2 separate regions of the Mus musculus genome follow, and region 1 is linked to region 2. Evidence: chromatin loops called from intact Hi-C (ENCODE). Cell type or tissue: gastrocnemius. All regions are shown on one strand. Links, peaks and the distances in the headings refer to the core of each region. The heading gives the core; the rest is flanking DNA.

What was found. A loop is a pair of places that touch in the nucleus more often than their neighbours do. Peaks named below come from ENCODE experiments on the same cell type or tissue, not always from the same donor. Only the 100,000 strongest peaks of a DNase experiment are listed, where the experiment ranks them.
Region 1: it touches region 2 in a loop (14-fold over the local background); 3 of 42 quality-filtered maps call a loop at or near these places.

What each region holds. Positions count from the first base shown.
Region 1 is chr2:157,632,715-157,638,087 of GRCm38, reverse strand. No RefSeq gene overlaps it. Among named protein-coding and RNA genes, the nearest start is that of Platr27, 38 kb to the right of the region's middle. In gastrocnemius, for the core only: a CTCF peak has its summit at 2,242 (motif pointing left); DNase peaks (open chromatin) are centred at 2,234 and 4,603; H3K27ac peaks cover 421 bases.
Region 2 is chr2:157,873,573-157,878,945 of GRCm38, reverse strand. All of the region lies in intron 13 of Ctnnbl1 (catenin, beta like 1), which reads right to left. Among named protein-coding and RNA genes, the nearest start is that of Vstm2l, 38 kb to the left of the region's middle. In gastrocnemius, for the core only: CTCF peaks have their summits at 2,968 and 3,993; a DNase peak (open chromatin) is centred at 5,048; H3K27ac peaks cover 2,571 bases.

The DNA.
Region 1 (5,373 bases), core at 258-5,257, 240 kb after region 2:
TCCACTGGCCTCTCAGATTTTATATGCTCTTTCAGGTAACTTTAAATGAAATAACTCAAAATAGTTTCAGTTAAAAATTAAAATAATAGCCGGGTGTGGTGGTGCACGCCTTTAATCCCAGCACTCGGGAGGCAGAGGCAGGCGGATTTCTGAGTTCGAGGCCAGCCTGGTCTACAAAGTGAGCTCCAGGACAGCCAGAGCTATAAAGAGAAACCCTGTCTCGAAAAACAAACAAACAAACAAAAAATTAAAATAATGAAGGAACCTGTCTACCACCACATGGGGGGTGGGGCAGAAGACACCCAGAGGCCCATCCACTATAAGAGCCACTGCAGGGCTGGCGAGATGGCTCAGTGGTTAAGAGCGCTGACTGTTCTTCTGAAGGTCCTGAGTTCAAATCCCAGTAACCACATGGTGGCTCACAACCATCCGTAATGAAATCTGATGCCCTCTTCTGGAGTCTCTGAAGACAGCTACAGTGTACTTACATATAATAAATAAATAAATAAATCTTTTTAAAAAAAAAAAAAAGAGAGAGAGAGCCACTGCAGTTCGCAAGTGGTAGAGAGATGGGAGAGAGAGAAGCAGAGGGGTCTGAGCACCATGAGGAGAGGCAGAACTGGAGACATGAGGGTGCTGAGGAACAGCCTGAAGGGAGCAGCCTGTGTTGTCATCTGAGGCCACAGTGAAGTCGCTGCCCATGGTGCTACCAAGAGCCATGTCTGGGTCCATTGCCCTGCAGCAGCAAGGGTCTGTGTCAACATCTGTGGTCCATGTTACCATCAAAGGCCGAGTGCATAGTCCTGGTCTGGGTTGCCGCCCCTGGGCCATGTAGATGTACGAGGGGTGTGGGACGCTGAGCAGAGTTGGCTCCACCCCTCACTAGCCAGGTGGTTGCATGGGCAGGCCAATGCCCCTCGATGGGTGCAGCACTGGGGAGCTTTGATCCAGGGCCCACCCCAACATCTACTCCATCTATGAACTGCTGGAGCTCATGAAGGGGCTGGTCCTGCAGATCCAAAGTTGCAGAATCTCCATGACACAGGGCAAGAACAGAATATCTGAGAGGAGTCCGTGAGCATCCACTACTGATAGACTAGCAGAAGCCAGAGGCCTTGAGCCAGACCAAAGACTCATTGCAATGAACATTTGCAAGTAATGATATTTGGATAAAAGGTGTACTGTGGGACACCCTGCGGCTTCTACAGAGAGATGCTTTTGGTTGTTGCTTCTTTTACTTTTTAAAAAAATTTTTAGGCACACGCCTTTAATCCCAGCACTCGGGAGGCAGAGGGCAGGCGGATTTCTGAGTTCGAGGCCAGCCTGGTCTACAAAGTGAGTTTCAGGACAGCCAGGGCTATACAGAGAAACCCTGTCTCAGAAAACCAAAAAAGAAAAAGAAGAAAAAAAAGAAAAAAAGAAAAAGAAATTTCTTTTGGGTTGCAAGGGCAGAGGGTAGATATGAAGGGATGGGGAAATGAGTGAGATTGGGGTGCATAAAGTGAACTTCACAAAGAATCAATAAGAAGGTTTTTAAAAATTAAAATAATGTGAGAAAATGTTTCTGGGCCCCCAACCTTCTCCTATAACCACCTAGGCTAAGCCTCCCTCCCTGGAGACCACTGCAGAAATCCTGGCTGTTCTTGAGGGTCTGTCTCAAAGCAAACACATCAGGATCTGGACCATCTAAGGGCTGCTTCCTTCTGGAACAAAGAGCCTGGCATTTGGGAGAGAAAAGTCATGCTTTCCCAGCAAAAGTGGTTTCTTGGCATCGATGGGTGGAACTGCCTCATGGATGGATACCCCTTTCCACAGGACTAATTATAGATTTATTAATATTTATGGGCCTCTCGTCGCAGCCGATAGATCTTGTTCGAGGACATTAAGCCTTATCTCCGTCCCTCCAGGAAGGGGCATCGAAAGCCAGTTCTAATTGGGTAGCCGGCAATCAAGATAGAAGGGAAAAATGACAATAGCTTGCCTGTTGCCATATATTAAAATATGGTCCTCCCCTCTCAATGATTATCTGCAGAATTAATATCTTGCTAGTCCAGGTTTGGGCCCTAATAGCAGGAAACCGTATTAAATACTTTGCTAAGAGCAATCAGCTTTTTGATAAGGCTAATGGCTCTAGCCCTGGCTATTTCTCATGCTGAGCGGTCTGTTTCTAATCCAGCAGAAGCCTGGCCACTTTGTCCGTCTCGTTTGTCATTCAAAGTCAGCAACACTGGCGCCATCTCCTGGTCAGGCTCCCTGCTGCATCTTTCCATTCCCCATCCTGTCGCGGCCTGGAAGGCTTGCCCTGGGAATGAGGTGGCCATTGCATCTGCAGGAAGACGCGAGAGATGAATGCTGGTTCTCTATTTACTTTGTCTTTTCACTTAATCGAGGCTCCTAGCCGTAGAACGGTGCGGTGCGTGTTTAGGGTGGGTCTTCTCACCTCTGTTAAGACAGTCTAGAAAGTTCCTGAGAGTCGTTCCTGCAGATTTATTGCCATGGTGACTCTAAATCCTATCAAGCTGACAATGAAGGTTGCCATCAGCCATCACACGACCTCTCTGGGCTCAGTTTCTGCATCTGTAAAATGGGACTAGAAGTTGTCATCCTCTGCAGAACCCTGTGGTCCAGCCAGAGACGGACACAGTGTGACAGCTCTCAGAAGGGAAGCCTACGCGGGGCAGGTACCTGAGGTCCCAGATCTGGCCTGCACCGTGGCAGCGTCAATACCAGCAGCTGGGGCAGGGCAGCTGCCGGTGGCAGCAGGCAGTGACAACAGAGGCAGCAGGAGCATGAGTCCAGCCTGTCAGGAGGGTACAAGGACCAGCGATGAATGCTTCTGGGAAGAAAACCTTTTCCCCAAGTGTCACAGCTCAGTAAATCAGTCGCTCTCAGATGATTCTCGGTGAAATAGCCTGTGCGCTCTATTCCATGTGTACAGGGACTTTATAAACACTGAGGAGCAGGGTGGGATCCAGGGGTAGGGGTTTCCTATTGGCTCAAACTGAGATGCTAATGATGCTAACCTGCATGGGGAAGGACTTCAGATGTTTTCCCCCACATGGCTGATTGTCATGGTCATCTCAGTGGGTTGTCGTGGTTATGTGTCCCAGAGCACGTAGAGTTTGGCATGGAGTTGGCCCCACTCCTACCATTCTCAGTTCTGAGTTTCAGGGGGCTTGGGGCCACTCAGCCTGACCAGTTCTTCTGTCTGGTGGCAAGGTCTACTTGCCCACAAGAAGTCCCTGTAACTGCTGTTTTGAGCTTTAAATGAGACTATATGAGTAAGACAGGGTGCCCAGGCACAGGCAATGCCTACAGATCAGCTCATCTTTACTACACTCCCTGGCATCCTCCTGCCATTCAGAAACCTCTCTGCGGGTCTCCACCTGACCTTGTCTTGTGTTGTGGGTGCTTTTGTGTCTCCCCTCTGCCACCCTAGATTGGGCTCTAGATTCTCAGGGATCTAGATGTGCCCAGCTTTACCATTTCTCAAGGCCCTGGGTAGCTGACTTGAAACCTGACACAGTGAATGCCCAGATGTTGCCTCAGTGTGAGCATCATTCCAGATGTGTGACATTCACTGTGCTCCAGACCCCGTGGCAGGGCCCTTTACAGAGATTAATGCATAGTAACCAGGGATCAGCAAGAGTCCTCAGCCACCAGCCCAGGGAACTAGGCCGTGCTTCTGCTTCCCAGGTCTCAGGCAGCCCCATTGGGCACAGTGATGGCTTTCTTTCCCCCAAGGTGGAAACTGCTTCTTGCTGGGTCCCCACTCTGTCTAGGCTCTCCCCAAGAGTATCCCCCACCCTTAAAGTGACTACTGTGGTTCTCGTATAAGAATGATGGGTACTAGCCGGGCAGTGGTGATACAGGTCTTTAATCCCAGCAATTGGGAGGCAGAGGCAGGTGGATTTCTGAGTTCGAGGCCAGCTTGGTCTACAGAGTGAGTTCCAGGACAGCCAGGGCCATGCAGAGAAACCCTGTTTAAAAAAAAAAAAAAAAAAGAATGATGGGTATTGAGGTTCAGAGAGGGTGAGGTGACATGCTTGGTCACACAGCATATTAAGTTAAATTTCGAACCCAGATCCAGAGGCTCTGGTTTATTTGGGACTAGGGGTTTGGTAAGAAGGATGAGTCCGATCCAGCTCCTGCTGGACTGCCACCATGTCCTGACTTTTGTGCTCTCTTCCTGGGGCACCAGCACTCTGGCAGTCTGTTCCGTGGTAGCTGGCCCTTTACCTCGGGAGGCAGGCAGACCCACCCTAGCCTCTGCTTTTTAAGCTTCACTTCCAATCACCAGCTGGAATCTAATTTTAACAACTACAGAGTCCCCTTCCTAGGATCCAGATCCTGTACTGTCTAACTCTGACCCTGGTGCCCCTGGGTCTTAAAGCCCACCAGATCTCCCTCTTCAGGCTACAGACATCCGAGTTGAGAGGAAAAGGGTCCAATTCTCCCTCATGGGAACAATGTACGTGATAGAAGCCCTGTGGGGAGGGAGGGAAATGAAACGACCTCCTGGGTGAAGTAGGGCAGGAGGCCTGAAGCCTAGGCCCAGGCTCTGGAAATAGCGAGCTCACCAGTGAGCCAGTGGACGAGGCAGTGCCAACACTTGGCTGCAGGACCAGAGAACCCAAGCAGGCCAAGCAGTCTGTAGGTCTCCAACAAGGAACAGACAGATGTCCCGTAGACAATACGACCAGAATTAAATCTAGTGAAACAAACCCAGGGGCTAGGCCCTGCTCTCAAATGCACAGGGCCCTGCTCACCCTTCCATGTAGGCAGATCAATAGGCAGCATTGGTACAAGAACCCAGAGCCCAAGAAGAGCTGATTTCTCCTCCTGCCGCTGGCACCTGTCACCAAGACAGCTATGCAGTGGCTGCTGACAGGTACCACAGCCGTTCACCATCTCAGCAATGCTGACAGCTGCTCTGGCTGCCTCTCTTCAGGGAATATACTCATCTGAGACCAGACTGTCTCCACAGAGGCATCAACAAGGAAAAGGGGGCGGACCGCAGGTTGTCACTACACTGTACACCTGCCCATCTCCTCAGGCACCACCTGACGGGAGACTTTTAATCATCAGAGGGCCGTGGAGGGCCTCTGTAAGGATCTCTGACCTCAGTGACCTCAGCTCCTTCCCAAGTAAACCTTAAGCAGACCTGAGAGCCACCTATGCCCATATAACAAGTGTAGATATATGCTCTGTTGTGATCATAAAAAGATAAAGAGCTATAAGAATGTGTTCTATGGGGGTGTGGGGGGGTGCCACTGTCCTAGGGTTACCCACTGCCAAGCTTGCTAAGACAGCCATTATCCCAGCCCTTGGTGTTTCTCATCCTATAGATGAGAAAATGAACCCAAGAGGCAG
Region 2 (5,373 bases), core at 117-5,116:
GAGACATATATCACGTGACTACTGCAGCCCTTCAGTGGGTGAGTCCAGCATCCTTCCCTGGCGCAAGGCCTTTCCTTTAGTCTGTTCATTTTCAGCAAAAGTGTTTTTTCCTGAGTGCCAGGCTGCCCCGGATGAATAATATTTCTTCCTCTGAACCCCAAGAGGTAAGAGGTAAGAGGTATGACTATATCCACATTCCACATTGGAAGCTTAGGGCAGAGAGGCCCACACTCTGGCTCCAAGCCTGTGTTCCCTTTCATAGTGTAAAAGAGCATCATCTTAGTAGCATGGACCACTCCAGCATTAGCCACTGTCTTTAAGTTATATGGGAATTAGTGTAAACCAGGAACATTAAACATAGGGATTCTTGGCCTGCCTTTCTCCCAGTAAAGAAGATATTTAGAAATGAGAGGAGGGCCGGGATGTAGCCTGGCTGGAGAGTGGGTACCTCCCACCTCATGCTCCCGACACCCTTGGGTTTGCATCTCAGCCATCTCATCATGGTGGTATACACCTGCAACCCTACTGCTTGAGGGGTGGAGGCAGGGGACCAGAAACTGAGGACAATCCTTGGTTAGCTACAGAGTAGTTTAATACTAGGCTGGCACACATGGGACCGTGTGAAAGCATGGTGGGTGAGGGAGGAGAGACTAGAGCTAGATCAGAAGATTCCATATTCAGTTTGGGAGACAGAGTGAGAAGACACCCTGCTAGGCTTTGTTTTGCTCACTCTGTACACGAGGGCTGGGATAAAATCTTAGATGGTAATTGAGTGAATGGTGCACTGTAAGTGGAACAGATTGCAGTTCCCAGCAGCATAAGCCTGTCGGAGGGTTGCTAAAATAAACAGATTCATCGCCAAAGATACCAGAGAGGGGAATGTGGAACGTCAAGGTGCTATTACTGCAGGCTGGTGTGTTCTCTCTTTCAGCTGCATCTCCACTGTAAATGTTAATCTGGCTTTGGAAGCACAACCAAACCACCAGTTTCCCTTGCCTCTCTCTGGCACAAGCCCTTGGAGGGCTCTGATGGCATTTCTCATCTGCCCTGACAGGTAGTGAGCTAGCTGTCTCAGGCTGAGGGAAGGGGACCATCATAAAGAGGTGGCTGTGAACCCTTTACATGCAGCCCCAACTGGAAGTGGTAAATGGAGACAAGAGATGCAAATGTCCCCAAATAAAGCCCTTCCTCCAAATGCCTCTAAAATAGGGTGCAGATCTTAGAAGCCTGTCTTCTCAGCTGGGAAGCGGGAGGCTAGGAATCTGGGGTTCGGTGTGTGTGCATAAAAATCCACGGCTGGCTCTTAGGCCAGGGCCTGGTCATAAGGAGGAGGCTGATTACACAAGCACACTTGCATGTGCCAGGTTCCCACAAATGGCCTTGTCCCTCCTAGAACAAAGGGCACTTTCCACTCTGTGTGGCAAAGCTGGTACTTAACCTGGCTATACAGGGTTCCTTGGTTCTGTTGTGCCTCCTTTCCCCTAAAAAACAAACAAACAAAACCCCAAACACCCAACTGTTCATTTTTGCCAACAGGGAACAAGTATTGAGAGGCAGAGTTCCCACCATAGCAGGTATTATCAGAAAATGATGGTTCTATGGGGAGAAAGTACACGCAAACTCTACCAGTGAGGACTCCACTGGATTGGAGGACGGACGGACAAGCACGCAGGCCAGAGCCACTTGTGACAATAATTCTGACGAACAGCCTCTTAAGCCAGGGACTATCTGTGCTTAGGTTCCACTGCGCAAGATCAGTGCTCTTATACTCACTTTCGCCAGTAAGCAAAGCAGGGAGTTCAAGGGAGGCAGAGCCAGAACAGTGGCCAAGTCTCTCATCTGCATCCCGAGGCTGTGGTGCAGATGTGCTTAGTACCACGGCGAGGCTCTGGGCATCCTCAGGGATGGGTTTCTAAGAACTGAGGGAGACTACTACTGCAGCTGCTCTGTATGACAGGCACCACACACACACACACACACACACACACACACACACACACACACACACCTAATATCTGTCTACACACCCGAGCCCTGAAGGCTACTGAAGGGGCGGGCAGCCAGCTGCAGCAGAGGAGGGTGCGGAAGAGATGCTGCAGACATAACGGGCAAGTGTCCAGTGGGTGTTTCAGCCTTGGGTCTGAGATTCTTCTGCCTCGGTCTCCCAAGAGCTGAGATTATGGCTGTGCACTACCACACCTGGCTCTTGCAGATTTGAGAAAGTGAATCCAGAAGCAACAAGTGGCTTCTTCATGTAGTGATGGGCAAGGGATGTGGCAGGGCCTGGTTTAGGTTCACCTACAAGCGGATGGTATCACAACAACACTGGATTGACTGTGTGTGTGTGTGAGTGTGTGTGTGAGTGTTGGGAATGGTCTAAGCAAGTATGCACGTAGATACTCTCTGGGTAGGGTGAGGAAGACCCACAGGGCACACTCCTAGAGTAAGGAGCCTAGTTAGGTGGCTGCTGTGTGAAAGCAAAGGAAGTGATGAAGCCCGTGGCAGTGAGAAGGGCTGGGAGCCAATGCCGGTAGAGCTTGTCTGGTGGATGTGAGGCAGCAGATGGCTTCCAGGGTCTGACTGGTTACACTGGTGAATGGTCCTAGGGTGTTCCCACTCTGCGGACCCCATGGTTTGGGTTTGACTTAATGAGCCAGAGGAGCCTATAAGTGACATCCAGGTACACCGGACTGTGAGCCTACAGAGGTATGGGAGGGGGCACAGCCCTAACCCTTGCAAACCCGACAACAAGCCTGGGAGGTGGCGGAGAGGTGAGATGTTAGCTTCACTGAGTGAGCACTCAGTTTCAGAAAGGAAAAGCACTGTGCTCAGGGCCACGATGCTGTAAGGCAAGTGCAGGGGTGTGGATCCAGAACTCAGACCTACTGACTTCTTTTCCAGTAACTGATTGGAAATGACTGTCAGAGAAGCAGGAGGCACCAAAGGGGCCATGGCTGAAACAGTGGGTGTCCAAAGAGGGCAGTAGGAGACAGGAAAAGACACCCTCCCCACTAGCTTCTACTGGCAAACTCCCTGGCTGAGAAAGTCTGTGAGGTACTGGCTTAAAGATGGGCTGAGAGGAACTCTCAGCAGGATGCACTCTCTCTTTTTTAAAGCTTGCTTTGGAAGCTTCCAGCATAGTTAGTAGAACAGCAGAAACCAGATCTCCACCTGGCGCTCAGGGTCACGCACCCCACATGCTCATTCCACCCTTCACCCCCGTTCACCCATATCTTCAAGTGAGTTCTGGATGCTGAAGAAACAGCCAGTCTGCTTAAGATATCAAGTCCTGTGGATACTGTTTCATTACAGAGTCCATCTTTTTCTTTGCAGGATAAAGCCTAGAATGACTTAACTGTGGCAAAATTAGCATGCAATTTGTAAGTCATTACGGTGAGAAGTATGTGGTGAGAACACTTTATTGAATAAACCTGCTGAGTATAATTTTCCCAGGAACTAAGAAAGAAAAGCCTCTCTCTAAGGCTCTCCTCCCTCTTTCAGAAATCCCTGCCAGCACCTATCTAATTACGTCTTGCTTCTGAAGGCAGCTTCTGTACGCTGAACCCACAGGGATCCTGGTCTTTTCTGGGCTTCAGCCTGTTTGGGGAGCCCAGTGAAATCTGCTGAGACAAGCGCCCTGGATATTTACTGATCACGAGGGCTGCTGCTTGCTGGAAGAGTTGGAAACATTACACGGCCTTTAAAAGTTCAAATCTTGTTAACCAGGAGCCCCTGGGGTATGTCCAACTTCACTCTGGATCTCAAGGACACTGAGTACAGCCGGAACACACTGGGCACCAACCAGCCCAAGGCATGGACGGCGCTCTCTTCCAGTTATGTACTGCTGTAGTAATATACTATGAACTGAAAATGCTAAAATAATCTAGTGCTGGAGGAGTCCCATGCATGCTTCTAAGCATGTTTGTTTCCTTAGTGCAGACAGCTGCAGGACTGGGGATGTTGCTCCACAGGAGAGCATTTGCCCTGCATGTGTAAGGCCCTGGCTTCTATTCCTAACACTGCAAGCAACAAGACAAGACCCATCACCAACCAAACACTATGCTACTGCTGCAGTCACATTAGAATCTACTTGTGTGTACTTTCAAGTATTTTCAGTGAGAGGGGTTGTGTGGGGTTTTGTTGTTTTGTAAACTAAGCACTACCAGCAAAAATGAAAGTTCTGGAACAACGTGGAGGTAGGCAGATCCCTCCATCCTTAACACCCAGGGGGCAGACAACGAACTCCCTCAAGGAGCAGTGGTCCTTTCCTCAGGCTCAGGGTGAAAATCTTAAGAGGAGACCATGCTGGGGTGGTGATGGTGCACACCTTTAGTCCCAGTACTGGGGAGGCAGAGACAGGTGGATCTCTGAGTTTGAGGCCAGCCTGGCCTACAGAGTGAGTTCCAGGACAGTCAGGGCTACACAAAAAGAAACCCTGCCTCAGAAAAACCAAAACCAACCAACCACCACCACCAACAAAATGACAGGCACAGAGGAAGCAAACAAGCACACTGCCTACCAGCTATGAAGGGACGGGTTTTATGACTATTTCTCTGAGGTGGGCACATATTTAATGAGATCTGACCTTGTAGGAGGCACTAGCTCTAATACCCAAGGCAGGAAGACAGGGCTGGAGGTGTAGGGAAGGCAGAGAACCAACTGGGAGTTAACAGGGACCTCCCAGAGAAAAGGAAACAAAGGCTCTCTGCCTGTTCCTGGTGCTGGGTCAGGCGTTACTTGTTATACCACTACCTACCCAGTTTCTCCAAGCACAAAAATTCAAACACCTTAAAAACAAATGGGGAAAAATAGTCCGGGCCAGTGAGGCTATGTGTCCTGAGCAGAGAGTCAGGGAAAGGCCACCTCCCTGGTCCCCCCTCCTCTCCCAGGGTCTGGCAGTAGACTGAAAAACCCCATCCCTACTTGGTGTGCATGTGGAAGAGTCACAGAGTCACTGGGGTGGCTTGAGCTGCCCTCTGGGTCCCTGGCTCTCCCCAGCAGCACACACCACACTCAGGTTTCTAATTGGCACTTGGGCCTCTCGTCTTTGGCCAGTGCCTGGTCCAGCACTTGGCCCAGAACAGGAGTCTATCAACATTTGCCAAATGACTGGATTCTCTCCACTGAATCTTGGTCAAGTGCAAACCACATACAGAGAAATGGAGGTTTTCAGGGAAAGGTTAGGGTGAGAGACACTGAAAAGCCAATGTTTGACTCTGTTATCTAGAGTGGGTGTCCTTTCAGGCTTAGTGAAATACTAGACCCTCATTCCTAATCTGAGGGTCACTGCCATCCAAATGCCTTAGAAATAGTGCTTGCATCAGCACTGGCTGAGGAGTTCCCACTCGGTGTAGAACGTCTGTACTGGGAGCA